Linked DNA regions of Homo sapiens: all the other regions are linked to region 4. Evidence: chromatin contacts called from ENCODE Hi-C or POLR2A ChIA-PET data. All regions are on one chromosome and are shown on one strand. The core of a region is the stretch at or near the end of the contact, and the rest is flanking DNA. Distances in the headings are between cores, read along the strand shown. Region 1 holds the start of CERNA1 (competing endogenous lncRNA 1 for miR-4707-5p and miR-4767). Region 2 holds the start of GALK2 (galactokinase 2). Region 3 holds the start of LYSMD2 (LysM domain containing 2). Region 4 holds the start of USP8 (ubiquitin specific peptidase 8).

Region 1 (2,700 bases), core at 187-2,686, 1.8 Mb after region 4:
GTTATGTAAGAAAAGTAACTCTCAATTTGCATAACTACATTATTTGGGGTTTACAGTTAGTGATTGCTGGACAGGATTTCTAAGCTTAGAGTGCCTCCTATTTAAAGAAGACCCCTAGGAAAGCACAGCACACGCTAGATCCAGGTCATCCACTTCTCTTAAGTGATCTTCAGAGATCAAAAGGTAAAGGCCCTAGCACGAACCCCATTTTTCCATTCCACATAGAATGTAAAGGGTGGCATCGATTAGGAATGGCAGGAGAACAACGTCAAGGTGTGCAGGAGGGCACCGTGGGAGGTGCTCAGCAAAGGGGAGATGCCACCCTCAGAGCTCAAAAGTGAGCAGATACAACCACTTCCCCAAGCCTGGCCCCCAGCCCAAGCTCTGCTGAGGAGGAGCCCTCTGACAAAGTAAAGGAACGCTGTTTTGGCCAAGAGCCGCTGAACCTGGCTATTTAATCGCTCACTCATAAAAATCACAGAGCCAGTTCTGAATTACGGTGGTGGTGGTGAAGAATGCAAGTTTAAGATCGCTATGGCTTTTTTATGCCAATCCACCACATCGATCCAAAAGCTTTTTAAACAGCCTTAAACGAACTGAACGGTTGAATTTAGTGAGCTCCTCCGTTTCCCTTCTCTCTCCGTCATCCAGCTCCCCGCCCCAAGGATAGGGGAGAGGTTGGAAAAATGAGCTTTGAAATTGCAGTCTCATAAAAGCAAAACTGAGAAAAGATACAACAGTGATGGAGAAAGCCAGACGGGCATTAAAAAACAAAACAGGAGTCTCTCCTAGGCCGCGCCTACACGGGCTCGCCGCGCTCGCTCGTCACCACCGACACCCCACCCCCTGCCCTCCGCATGGGAGGGGCAAGAACGCGATCCGTTCGCAGCTTCCAGGCAGGTGATGAGGATAGCTAGTCCCGCGGTCCTCCGCTAGCTGGCGGCGGGGGTCGGCCAGGTGCCCGGACCCTCCGAGGGCCCCACCGCCGCGCGTCCCGGGGATCGGGACCGCTACCCGCGCCTCACCTGCGCGCCCGGGCCCCAGGGCCCTGCTCCCGGGCGGTGGCGCGGGCCTGGCTCCCGTCGCAGCCACGACCGCCCCCACCGCCCCCGCCGTCCCCGCCCGGGAAGTGGCGAGCCGGTCCGGCTTGCCCCGCCCGCCTCCCGGCCCGCACTCACGCTCCACATCGTGCAGCTTGGCTCGCTCCTCCTCCAGCTTGCCCTTGAGGCTCTCGGCCTCGCTCTTCAGCGACGCCAGCGTCTCGTTCTCGTGCAGCCCCTCGGTTGCCATCTTCGCGCGGGGACGCAGCGGAGAGGGAAGCGGAGAGCGGGAATGCGCTGAGCCGCGGCGGGCGCCGCTCCAGCAGCCGTCCCCGGCCCCGAGCACCGCCCCGCGGCCCCGCCCTCCGCGATGACGCCAGCAGCTGCGGGCCCGGCTGCTGCGCCTGAGCCCCAAGACCCCGCACCTGGGCGCGCGCTCTGGCGCAGTGCCTGGTGCGATGTCCGCGTCAGCCTCTCTCCTCCGGGAGAGGCAGGGAGTGTGACGCCCATTTTACCAGCGGGCAAACTGTGGCTTAGGGATGCTGGGTGATTTGCCCGAGGACGCACACAGAGGGAAGGGCCAAGCCGGGATTCCAACTCGGGACTCCCCGCTTCTGGGGAGACCGGTGAGGCCCCCGCGACATGGCCCTCCCATCCCCAAGCCTCTCGTGCAGATCTCCGCTCTGTGGGACTTGATTGCGGGCTGCGGGCCCGTGGCTCCTGCAGGCAGAGAGAGGACGGGAGAGGAGACGGCTACGAGGCTTGGCCGCAGGTAGCTACGGTGCTCCCCCAACAAGGAACCGGAAACCCTCTTCGTTTGTTGATCTAAATATACAAAAATAAAACTAGTTGCTGGGTTCTCAGACGGAGTCTCTGCGGCATTAGGAGGCCCACCCTTATTTTCTCTTTTCTTCACGCAGGAATCAGGTCCCTGGCCTGGGGGCGGCAAAAGGAGATGGCGGTGGGTCAAGTGGGCGCGCAGGCTCAGACCTGGGGCTTCTGAGCCCACGCCCAGGCATCTCGGACCTCTCACTTCTGAGGCCACCTCCTGCCCTTTAGAATGAAGGGCTGGCACAGTTCTGCCAGGATGCACGTTTAGCGACTTCTGTCAGACTGAAGCATCCCCTCTCCGCAAGCGCCTGAAGTGTGAGAGGCACTGTTCTAAGTGCTTTAATTTGCACTTGTTTAATCCTCACAGGAGTCAACTTGAATGGGCACACTTATTCCCACTTTACAGAAGAGGAAACTGGGGCACAGAAAGACTGAGTAATTGCTCAGGGGGCATGCTCCAAGAAAGAGGGAGAGACAGGATTTGGACCCAGACAGGCTGGCTCCCTAGTGCTCTGGACTTTGGTGTGGATGATCCAACTCAAGCCTTCTCCTTTTTCCCTCCTATGTGATCTTGCATGCGTTTGTGCAGAGAATGAGAAGGCAGATCAAAGTTACAGATGCTGCGAGAACATCGCCAAGCAGAATCTTGGGTGCTGTCCCCACCTCTCTGTACCTGCTCCCTCCCAGAGAAGCCAGCCTCCACTTGCTGTCCCGGGCCTTCTCTATCTGAGAAAAGTTGAAGGTACTCGATGTTAATCTGTACATAGTTGTTTTGCAGGTTAGAGTCTGGGATCCTCCGTTTCCTTATCTGGAAAAGCTTCTTCATAGG
Region 2 (2,700 bases), core at 126-2,625, 1.3 Mb before region 4:
TCAAACTGGGATTTATTGGGGCCCAGAAACAAGAAGATATAATTCATTCATTTGAAAATGATAAAGAGGGACTGAAATAATAGTGAGAAAGCTGCCCTGAGACCAGAGTAACTTTGTTTCTTTGATGTATCATTTACAGTAATAACCCAACGGGGTGCCAAGGGGCTGCCACTCTTTGGCTATGCTTTATTGTCCATTCACACTTTGTCTCCATGTTTCCTTCCCCCTTCCTCCTGTATACATGTATACAGAAGGGGGAAGGAAACATGGAGACAAAGTATGCATATACATATAGAAATTCTGGAGCAGTAACTTACTGATGTATACAACTTATCGAATCTCTCTGAGTTATGCTACTACCCCTAGTGTGTTGGGCATGTTGGCTCAAACTTCCTTAATCAGGAAACTTTGGAATGGGTTTATTGCTAGCTGTCTTTGCTTGGGTTTAATCTCAATATTTCTGAGGTGCAAAGTGCACTAGATTGAGAGTTAATAGATCTGAATTTTAATTCCAGTTTTGTTCCCAATGATCACTGTGACCTCAGGCACATCATTTCACCTTTCGTCGTTCATTCAGTTTATCTTACCTATTCATTAAAAACCAATCTGCCTGCCCCCAGTTGCTTTCTAGTGGTAGTGATGATGGAGGTGGTGAGAGACACAATAAATACATAAGCAAATAGGAGAACTATGAAGGAAGGAAAAGTTAGTGATGTACTAGGGATAGTGTACTTTTGATAGGGCATCTAGGATTTCTCTAGATAAGTGAAAAATGAAGAGGTTTAACTGGATGCTAAGGGGTCTTGCACATTAAAAGGCATGTGTTTCCGTCTTTTCACTACTGTGTTCTAGGAAGGCCCACCAATGCCTCTAACCTGTAAATAAATGCAAATCTATTTAAATCAAGTGATACATCAATTTTATGTTGCTTGATTTGGAAGTAATCCGCAAAGAAGCAATAGCTAAACATTTTAGTGTTGTTTGGGGAGTAGCTGCTGAACAATAAAGACCAAAACCATAACTAAAAAACAAACAAACAAACAAAAAAACGCAGCCCGAGACAGATCAGAAACTAGGTGTATGTAGGGCGCCAGGTTATGACACTGTTCTCTGACATCCACAGGGCGCAAAAAGAAAACCTCACTAGTCAGCTTCGCACGTGCTCTGCGCAGGGGCTCCTGCGAGGCCCTAGTCCCTCCCTGGGAGCTAAGAGCAGGACGGAGGCTGTACCTGACTGCTGCTTGGAGGGAACCCTGGCTGAGTCCAGGGAGGAGGAGCCAGAGGAGGGGCCGATTGGAAGCAGCCACCTCAGCGAAGCTGCAGGATTTCCGCAGGGCGGGAGCTGTTTATCTCCCGGAAGAAAACGGCTCCTGTCACAGAAGTCTCGTGATTGCTCTGGGAGCTTTGCTTAGACACTTGAAACTACAGGAGAAAGAAGGATCTAGCGAAATATGGCTACAGAGAGCCCTGCTACGCGTCGGGTCCAGGTGGCAGAACATCCTAGGTGGGGGAGAGGAGACGCCGGGCTTTGGGATCTGCTGGGTTGGCTACGTGTAGATCGGGTCCACAGCACTTGGCTCCTCCCTTGGGGCGCTGCTTTTGGTCCCGGGGAGCAAGTGGAACCCTTGGGATTCTATAAGGACACGTGGCTGGGCTTGCAAAAAAGATCACGCCGCAAACACATTCTACCTTGACTACTACGAAGGGTTGTATGTTTTTTTCTTCATCCATGCAGATTCTTCTTTTCCTTTTCTTGTTGTAATTAGTGTACTCTTTCTACTGGGCTTCAGCAGAAATGCCCATATCCACACTGAACTCCTCTCTTTGTCTCGCATGCCAGTTGATACTGCTTTTTAAAAGTCTTCTTTCTAAATATTAATTGAAAACAAACACAAAAACCTTCTTGGTGTCTGCATCCTCTTTAAAACAAAACAAAACAAAAACACGAGAATCTCTGAACTGTCACTTAGGGAATTAATTTGCTGGCAGTCCCTAGCTACACAGTAACTAATAGTTTAGTGATGTCTCGGGGAGGATCTTTTCAGTTACAGGTACTTTGTAGAAATACTTCGTTCTGACTAATGGGGCTGAGGTCTCATAAAATGAAGTCTGTCACCTGCTACATTAGCGAAGGGCTTTCCTGACTCTCTGCTTTTGCTGTTTTTCTTTTCTTTTCTTTCTTCCTTCCTTTCTTTTTTCTTTTTCTTTTTCTTTTTTTTTTTTTTTTTGAGACGGAGTTTTGCTCTTGTTGCCCAGGCTGGAGTGCAGTGGCGCCATCTTGGCTCACCGCAACCTCCGCCTCCCAGGTTCAAGCGATTCTCCTGTCTCAGCCTCCTGAGTAGGTGGGATTACAGGCAGGCGTCACCACACCCGGCTAATTTTGTATTTTCATCAGAGATGGGGTTTCTCTATGTTGGTCAGGCTGGTCTCGAGCTCCTGAGCTCAAGTGATCCGCTCACCCTGGCCTCCCAAAGTGCTGGGATTACAGACGTGAGCCATCGCGCCCGGCCCTCTGCCTTTGCTGTTTTCAGTTTTTTTCTGTTAGTTTTTTTCTCTGGCATCAAGTCCTTAAGCTCTTCCTACTTGGTGGTTTATTACCACCGTGTGTCAGTTGATGATATTATACTTTACTACAACTTGAAAATGTTCTTTCATCCTTAAACCAGCAAACAGTGTGTCTTTAGTTACCAGAAAGAAGCA
Region 3 (2,700 bases), core at 56-2,555, 1.3 Mb after region 4:
TGATAGAGTCAATACATGACTGCACAGCAAGGTCCCTTTCAAAATATTTCAAAGATAGAAGGACCTGATAGGTAAACATATACCGGCTTAAATATGCAAAATACATTCTCCTTCATACTGATGCTCCTTCATTCGGTAAAGGGCCAGAAAGAGTTTCACTTTAAGGGAAAGATATAGATAAGATCCTCTTTCTTCCCATTGCTGTCTAAGGTGCTTCAGGAAAGAACACTGAAAACTGATACAGATCCCAAATGTAAAAAGGCCATCACATAGCTCACAGTTAATTATAAGTAATTTTAATGAAACAATTTGTTCCCTCAGGTTTCCATGTTCTTCCCAGAGGTGTAATGCTATACACCCAAGACACACACACTTATAAATTTGTAATAAACGCAGCCCTCCAGCTCACCACAGTTCTTGGCTGCTGCTTAGCGACAGGTGTCACATTCGCGGTTGCCAGTGAGCCCAGAGGGTGTAATTTCACTTCTACATAAAGAAGCATAATCGATAGAACCAGAACCACCCAGTAGGAACAACTGCACCATTCCTGACTCATCACGGAGCTTGTTTTCACAGACAACAAAATTCACCTCAGTTGGGCTTTGCGTAAATATAGAGTAGTGTGATGGGGCCTGCAAATTGGGTGAAGGTGGTTCACGGGGATGCCAAAGCCCTAGTCCTCTTCGGCCTCCCTCACGCGACAGATCTAGTCTGAGCCTGGGCGGGGCACCGGGAACTCGATGCAGCTACCTAGGGAGGGAGCCCTGGCGGTCCGCCCCTCCCGCTGCAGGACCAGCTTTGGCGACCACTGCGGTGGCCAGCAGCGCGCGCTGAGCGAGCCCTGGGAGCCGAGCCGCCCGGGGACGCACGGCCGTCCCTGCGACTCCCCATCCCCCAAACCCCCACCCGCAGTCCCACCCCCACCCCCACCGCACCCCGAGCCGCACCGCCTCCTGCGCGGTAGCTGCCAGCCCGGGCCGCGGCGGCGCGCCCTGCTCACCGTGACACCGTACTTGAGCGCGATGCCCTGCAGCGTGTCGCCCGCGCGGACCCGGTGCTCCACATGGCGCTCGATGACGCCGGCGCCCAGCGGCGCCCGCACGCTGGCGGTGCTGCCGTACGAGCGGGTCTTGGTGCGGGCCAGGCTCAGCGACAGCTCGGCCTCCTCGGACTCGGAGCCGGAGCGCGAGCGCGGCGGCGGCGAGGGGGCCGAGGGCCGCGGCGCGCGGGGGCCGCCTTCCCGCAGGGACAGTGCGGGCGAGGAATCCGCCATGGGTCCTGCCGAGGCCGCCGGGTCGGGGAGCTTGCCAAGGGGGCGGCGCCTCCTCCTCCTCCGCCGCCGCCGCCGCCTCTTCCTCTTCACAGGGGCTGCAGCAGGCCGTTCCGCGGGGGCGGCGGACGGGAAGCCGAGGCGGGGAGCCGCAGGCCGGGCATGGCGGGCGCCTCCTCCTCTGCGTCCTGCCTGCCCCGGGCGCCCGCGGCACACGCACCTGCAAGGTTAAGAGCGAAAGCAGCTCCCGCCGCGGCCTGCCGGTACCGGGAAGACCCTGCAGAGCGAGGGAGCCGGGGAGCGCTGAAGCCCGCGGCCGTTGGGGCTAAGAGAGGGCTATCTGCAGGCGTCCTAGGCCCCAGGTGGACCCCTGCTCCATTGGCGATAGAGCCCTGGCAGAACCCTGCCCTGGCCACGGCGAAAAAAAAAAAAAGCGTTGCTCTGCCTCCTTTATTGATTCCCCAGCAGGAGCCAGCTTGCACAGACCTTCCAGCTCTGCCAATGCCAAGGGTACTTCCCTCCCCCCACCCCAGTGACCTCAAAGTCCACGTCACAGTAAAACTTAAGATCATCAAACACACACAGACAGCTTCTCCAGGTCCATCTCAACAGCCTCAGAGTCCAGTCCTTTCAACATTGCACTAGGAGGGATAGTGCTTCTAAGGCCTAATGGGTGGCCTCAAAATAACCCCCCTAGTTGTTCGGGTTTCACACTTTGTACACTAGTGCCAATTTAAGTCCTGGCTGCCTCGAAAGGCTGGCCACATACAATTCATTCTCCAGGCTCAGTAGTTGGAATTTACTGTCTGCATTCATCTTCTCTTCGTCAGTTTATTCTTTGACACCCTGAAATCGCATCTCCCTGCCCCGTATTGCTATTAATATTATAACCACCAAAGACCTCTTATCTGTACTCTTCATTTGAACACCGTCTACTCTTGAACACCCTTTCAACACACTGTATTATACACAGAGTGGGTACACATTTACTAGCATCTAGTGCCTGGTTTCTGTGTTATTTTGGACAGCTTTCCAAGAAGAGGTACCTTGTAGGAAGGTCCGGAGCCTGGGGGTTTGATTCGTTGGCTGAAGTTTTGGTATGTTGCTGTGCTGGACAGAGGCAAAGCTAATATTGCTCAGGAGAGAAAGGATGGGAGAGGAGCAAGCTTCCACAACACCATCCCACTCAAAACTCCTACAATGGCTCTCTGGGGACAACAGCATTACTAAAAACCTACATTGGCATTCAAGCTATTATTTCTATTTTTATTATTCATGGTCTGACCATACCCCATCTATAACTCATTCTGTATACTCTACATATTCCTGCCAAACAGAGCCTCTGAAACTGGCCTCCTTGTTCCTACTTTCATACCTTGCATGTTATTCCCTCCAATGGTAACACTCTTCCAGTACCCTCTATTACATTG
Region 4 (2,700 bases), core at 70-2,569:
TAAATTTTTGTTTTGTAGAGATGAGGGTCTCCCTTTGTTGCTCAAGCTGGTCTCTGTCTCTTGGGATCAAGGGATCCTCCTGCCTCAGCCTCCCAAAGTGCTGGGATTACAGGCCTGGGCCACTGCAACCTGGCCTTCATCACAAATTCATTGAACACACTTTCTTTATTTTATCCTTTTTTATTTTTAAAAATTTTTATTTCAGTAGTTTTGGAGGAACAGGTTGCATGGAAAAGTTCTTTAGTGGTCATTTCTGAGATTTTGGTGCACCCATCACCCGAGCAGTGTACACTGTACCATGTGGCACACACTTTCACTTAAAGCATTTACTAGACCTCGCTAGCCAGATTTCCCATCCCTGAGACACCTGGAATGTTCCTGAGGACTTAGTGACTACTGCCTAAAGCTCCACCCAAGTCAATTTTATGTTTACAGGCAACCGGAGCATCCAATCACCTTTCTCTAAGAGAGTACAAAGATCAGCTCGCGAGAAAGTTCAGACGTCTCATTTCGTTTCTATTACACGGGGCCTTCGCCCAACCAGACGGAGTCTTGCTCTGCTGCCCAGGCTGGAGTGCAGTAGCGCGATCTCGGCTCATTGCAACCTTCGCTCCCCGGGTTTAAGCAATTCTCCTGCCTCAGCCACTGGAGTAGCTAGGATTACAGGCGCACGCCACCACGCCAAGCTAATTTTTTGTATTCTTAATAGAGACGGGGGTTTCACCATGTTGGCCAGGCTGGTCTCGAACTCCTGACCTCATCATTTGCCCGCCTCGGCCTCCCAAAGCGCTGGGATTACAGGCGTGAGCCACCGTGCCCAGCCTCGCCGGGGCCTTTTAAGTGACGTTAAAAATTGTACATAAAATATGTTTTAGGATAATACTTGTTTTTCTTTGACCAAAGGCTTGGCTTCAGAGAATGTTTAGCCAGAAATAGAGGGGCGTTAAATCCCCTTTTTTCTAATTTCCAATCTGAGGAGGAAAATAACGTAGTAAAGGGACGCAAGAGCAACCTTGCTTCTTCCACAACAAGGCCCAGGCGCCGCCTTGCAACCCGGAAATGCAGGGTGCAGTGCGGGGGGTAAGGGACCGGCCAACTATGTTGACCCGACTCAGAGAAACCCCGCCCTTGCCGCCACCGCCCACCCATAACGTCCTCCTCGACCCTCCCTCGACCATCCCTCGCCCCGCGGCCCTCACCGAAAAGGGGAGGGCGGTGGAAGAGAGAGGAGTCAAGGGAGCGCACGCGAAGCCCCGCCCCTGCCGTGACGTCTGGAGACGCGACGCGTCGCCTCGCAATGCAAATCGGGAAAAGGGGGTGAGCTGGGCTGGCTTCCGTCCTGGTAGCCAAGGCTAATTCTCCCTCGAGTTCTTGGGAGATGGGCATTTGGCGAGAAGGCTGGCGTTAGTGAAGCGCGCCCGGCGTCACGGTGAGTGCGGGTCTTGGGCCCTAGCACCTGTTCTCTGGGAAGTCGTCCGCTGTGAACGATGAACGCCTTTCCTTCCACCAGCTGCTGGTTACCCCGGAGACAAGCTCTGTCCGCGGAGAGGAGTGGGACAACTCCTAAAGGTAGAATCAGCTTGTGGAGAGGAAAGGCCCAACCTTGAGTCTTTTACGCCATCTACCTAGGATTGCCAAGCGAGTTTCGTGTGTTTTTTTGGTTTTAAAAGGTGGCTTTGACCAATCTTCCGTTCTCTTGGACACTTATACCCGACTTTGACCTCTTTCCTCTTGCTTCCGGTTTTTTTTTTTTTCTGCAATCTGCCTACAATCCCAGGCCTTACTGTAGCTCCTAAAACTGTTTCCCAGTTTCTCTTCTTCCCCAGTCACACTTGATTTTAGTGAAGTTTGAGTTTAAAGACCCTATAAGCTTGTCAGAGTTAAAACTATGACTTCCTCAAATAGAAGATTTTTTTTTTTTCCCCTAAAAAGTGCCTTCCATCCTAGAGTTGTGGGACAAGTTAATTTCACCGCCACTCCACCTTGGAAATTATCAGAATCCTTACTAGCAGTGATGTGCATTATAAAGCTGCAGACCACCCTCCTGGGTTTATTTCTTGCCTCCAGTTCATTCTGTGACCTTGAACAAGTCACTTAATCACTAACAAAAAATTTACCTGACACGGAGGTGTTGCAGAGCCTAAGGAATTTAGTATTTGTTAAGAGACCTGAGGGTTTCAGATGAAAGGGATTTATATCTAAAGGATGTTACCTTTTCTGAATCTGCAAAGCATCGTTAGTTTTGTAAATATCTTGCTGCAGCCATTAAAAATGCCAAGTGGTATTTGTTAAGGAAGTATTCCTGTTTTAGGCTTGCTCTGCTGCGGCTTTGCTATGTAAGCAGATTTTTGCATTTCAGCCGATTCTGTTTAAGATTCGTTGGTGAATGTCATTCATGATGGATTTGGGTAGTTTCTCCTTACAGCATATCCCTGGACTATTAAGCATATCTGGAAGGTGATATCGGTTGTGTTATGTCTTTATCATGTTGATATGGCTGCTTTGAAATATGTATTCCTTTTCTTGTGACACATTGGATGCATCTTTAATATTAGTGAAGACCCTGTAGTAGTTTAAAAAAAAAATACACCTCTCATTAATGAAATTTTGCACATAGACATCTGTTTTTTTAAGAAAACAATGTATAAGAAAAACTAACAAAAATGTTTTAAAGGTGCCTTTTTTAGCATTTCGTTTTTT

The links. Hi-C counts contacts between places; a loop is a spot of excess contacts on that map. ChIA-PET counts read pairs that join two places held with the same protein, here RNA polymerase II (POLR2A). Pooled maps may share reads with other maps.
Region 1: a loop to region 4 is called in a pooled map, with 14 times the contacts of the local background. The contact joins the promoter of CERNA1 here to the promoter of USP8 in region 4. A Hi-C loop is called at or near these places in 4 of 50 pooled maps. POLR2A ChIA-PET finds 5 or more read pairs at or near these places in 2 of 52 experiments (CD8-positive, alpha-beta memory T cell and activated T-cell).
Region 2: a loop to region 4 is called in a map of naive thymus-derived CD4-positive, alpha-beta T cell, with 13 times the contacts of the local background. The contact joins the promoter of GALK2 here to the promoter of USP8 in region 4. A Hi-C loop is called at or near these places in 2 of 168 maps with a recorded cell type or tissue (CD8-positive, alpha-beta T cell and naive thymus-derived CD4-positive, alpha-beta T cell) and 10 of 50 pooled maps. POLR2A ChIA-PET finds 5 or more read pairs at or near these places in 1 of 52 experiments (naive thymus-derived CD4-positive, alpha-beta T cell).
Region 3: a map of CD8-positive, alpha-beta T cell shows a loop between it and region 4 (5-fold over the local background). The contact joins the promoter of LYSMD2 here to the promoter of USP8 in region 4. A Hi-C loop is called at or near these places in 2 of 168 maps with a recorded cell type or tissue (CD8-positive, alpha-beta T cell and naive thymus-derived CD4-positive, alpha-beta T cell) and 8 of 50 pooled maps.

What each region holds. Positions count from the first base shown.
Region 1 is chr15:52,178,590-52,181,289 of GRCh38, forward strand. It overlaps CERNA1 (competing endogenous lncRNA 1 for miR-4707-5p and miR-4767), which reads left to right and starts at 1,437. Exons shown (of 3, transcript NR_102751.1): 1 at 1,437-1,812; 2 at 2,461-2,613. GNB5 (G protein subunit beta 5) reads right to left here. Exons shown (of 13, transcript NM_016194.4): 3 at 1,179-1,290. RefSeq lists a silencer at 848-1,507 and enhancers at 1,553-2,054, 1,878-1,967.
Region 2 is chr15:49,168,872-49,171,571 of GRCh38, forward strand. GALK2 (galactokinase 2) reads left to right here and starts at 1,376. Exons shown (of 10, transcript NM_002044.4): 1 at 1,376-1,504. The coding sequence starts at 1,452. It overlaps MIR4716 (microRNA 4716), which reads right to left and starts at 282; the gene lies at 199-282. RefSeq lists enhancers at 788-1,692, 1,324-1,563.
Region 3 is chr15:51,736,350-51,739,049 of GRCh38, forward strand. LYSMD2 (LysM domain containing 2) reads right to left here and starts at 1,306. Exons shown (of 3, transcript NM_153374.3): 1 at 1,001-1,306. The coding sequence starts at 1,273. RefSeq lists silencers at 755-964, 1,035-1,174, 1,185-1,624.
Region 4 is chr15:50,423,086-50,425,785 of GRCh38, forward strand. It overlaps USP8 (ubiquitin specific peptidase 8), which reads left to right and starts at 1,320. Exons shown (of 20, transcript NM_005154.5): 1 at 1,320-1,429. RefSeq lists enhancers at 143-1,139, 1,178-1,567 and a silencer at 1,018-1,067.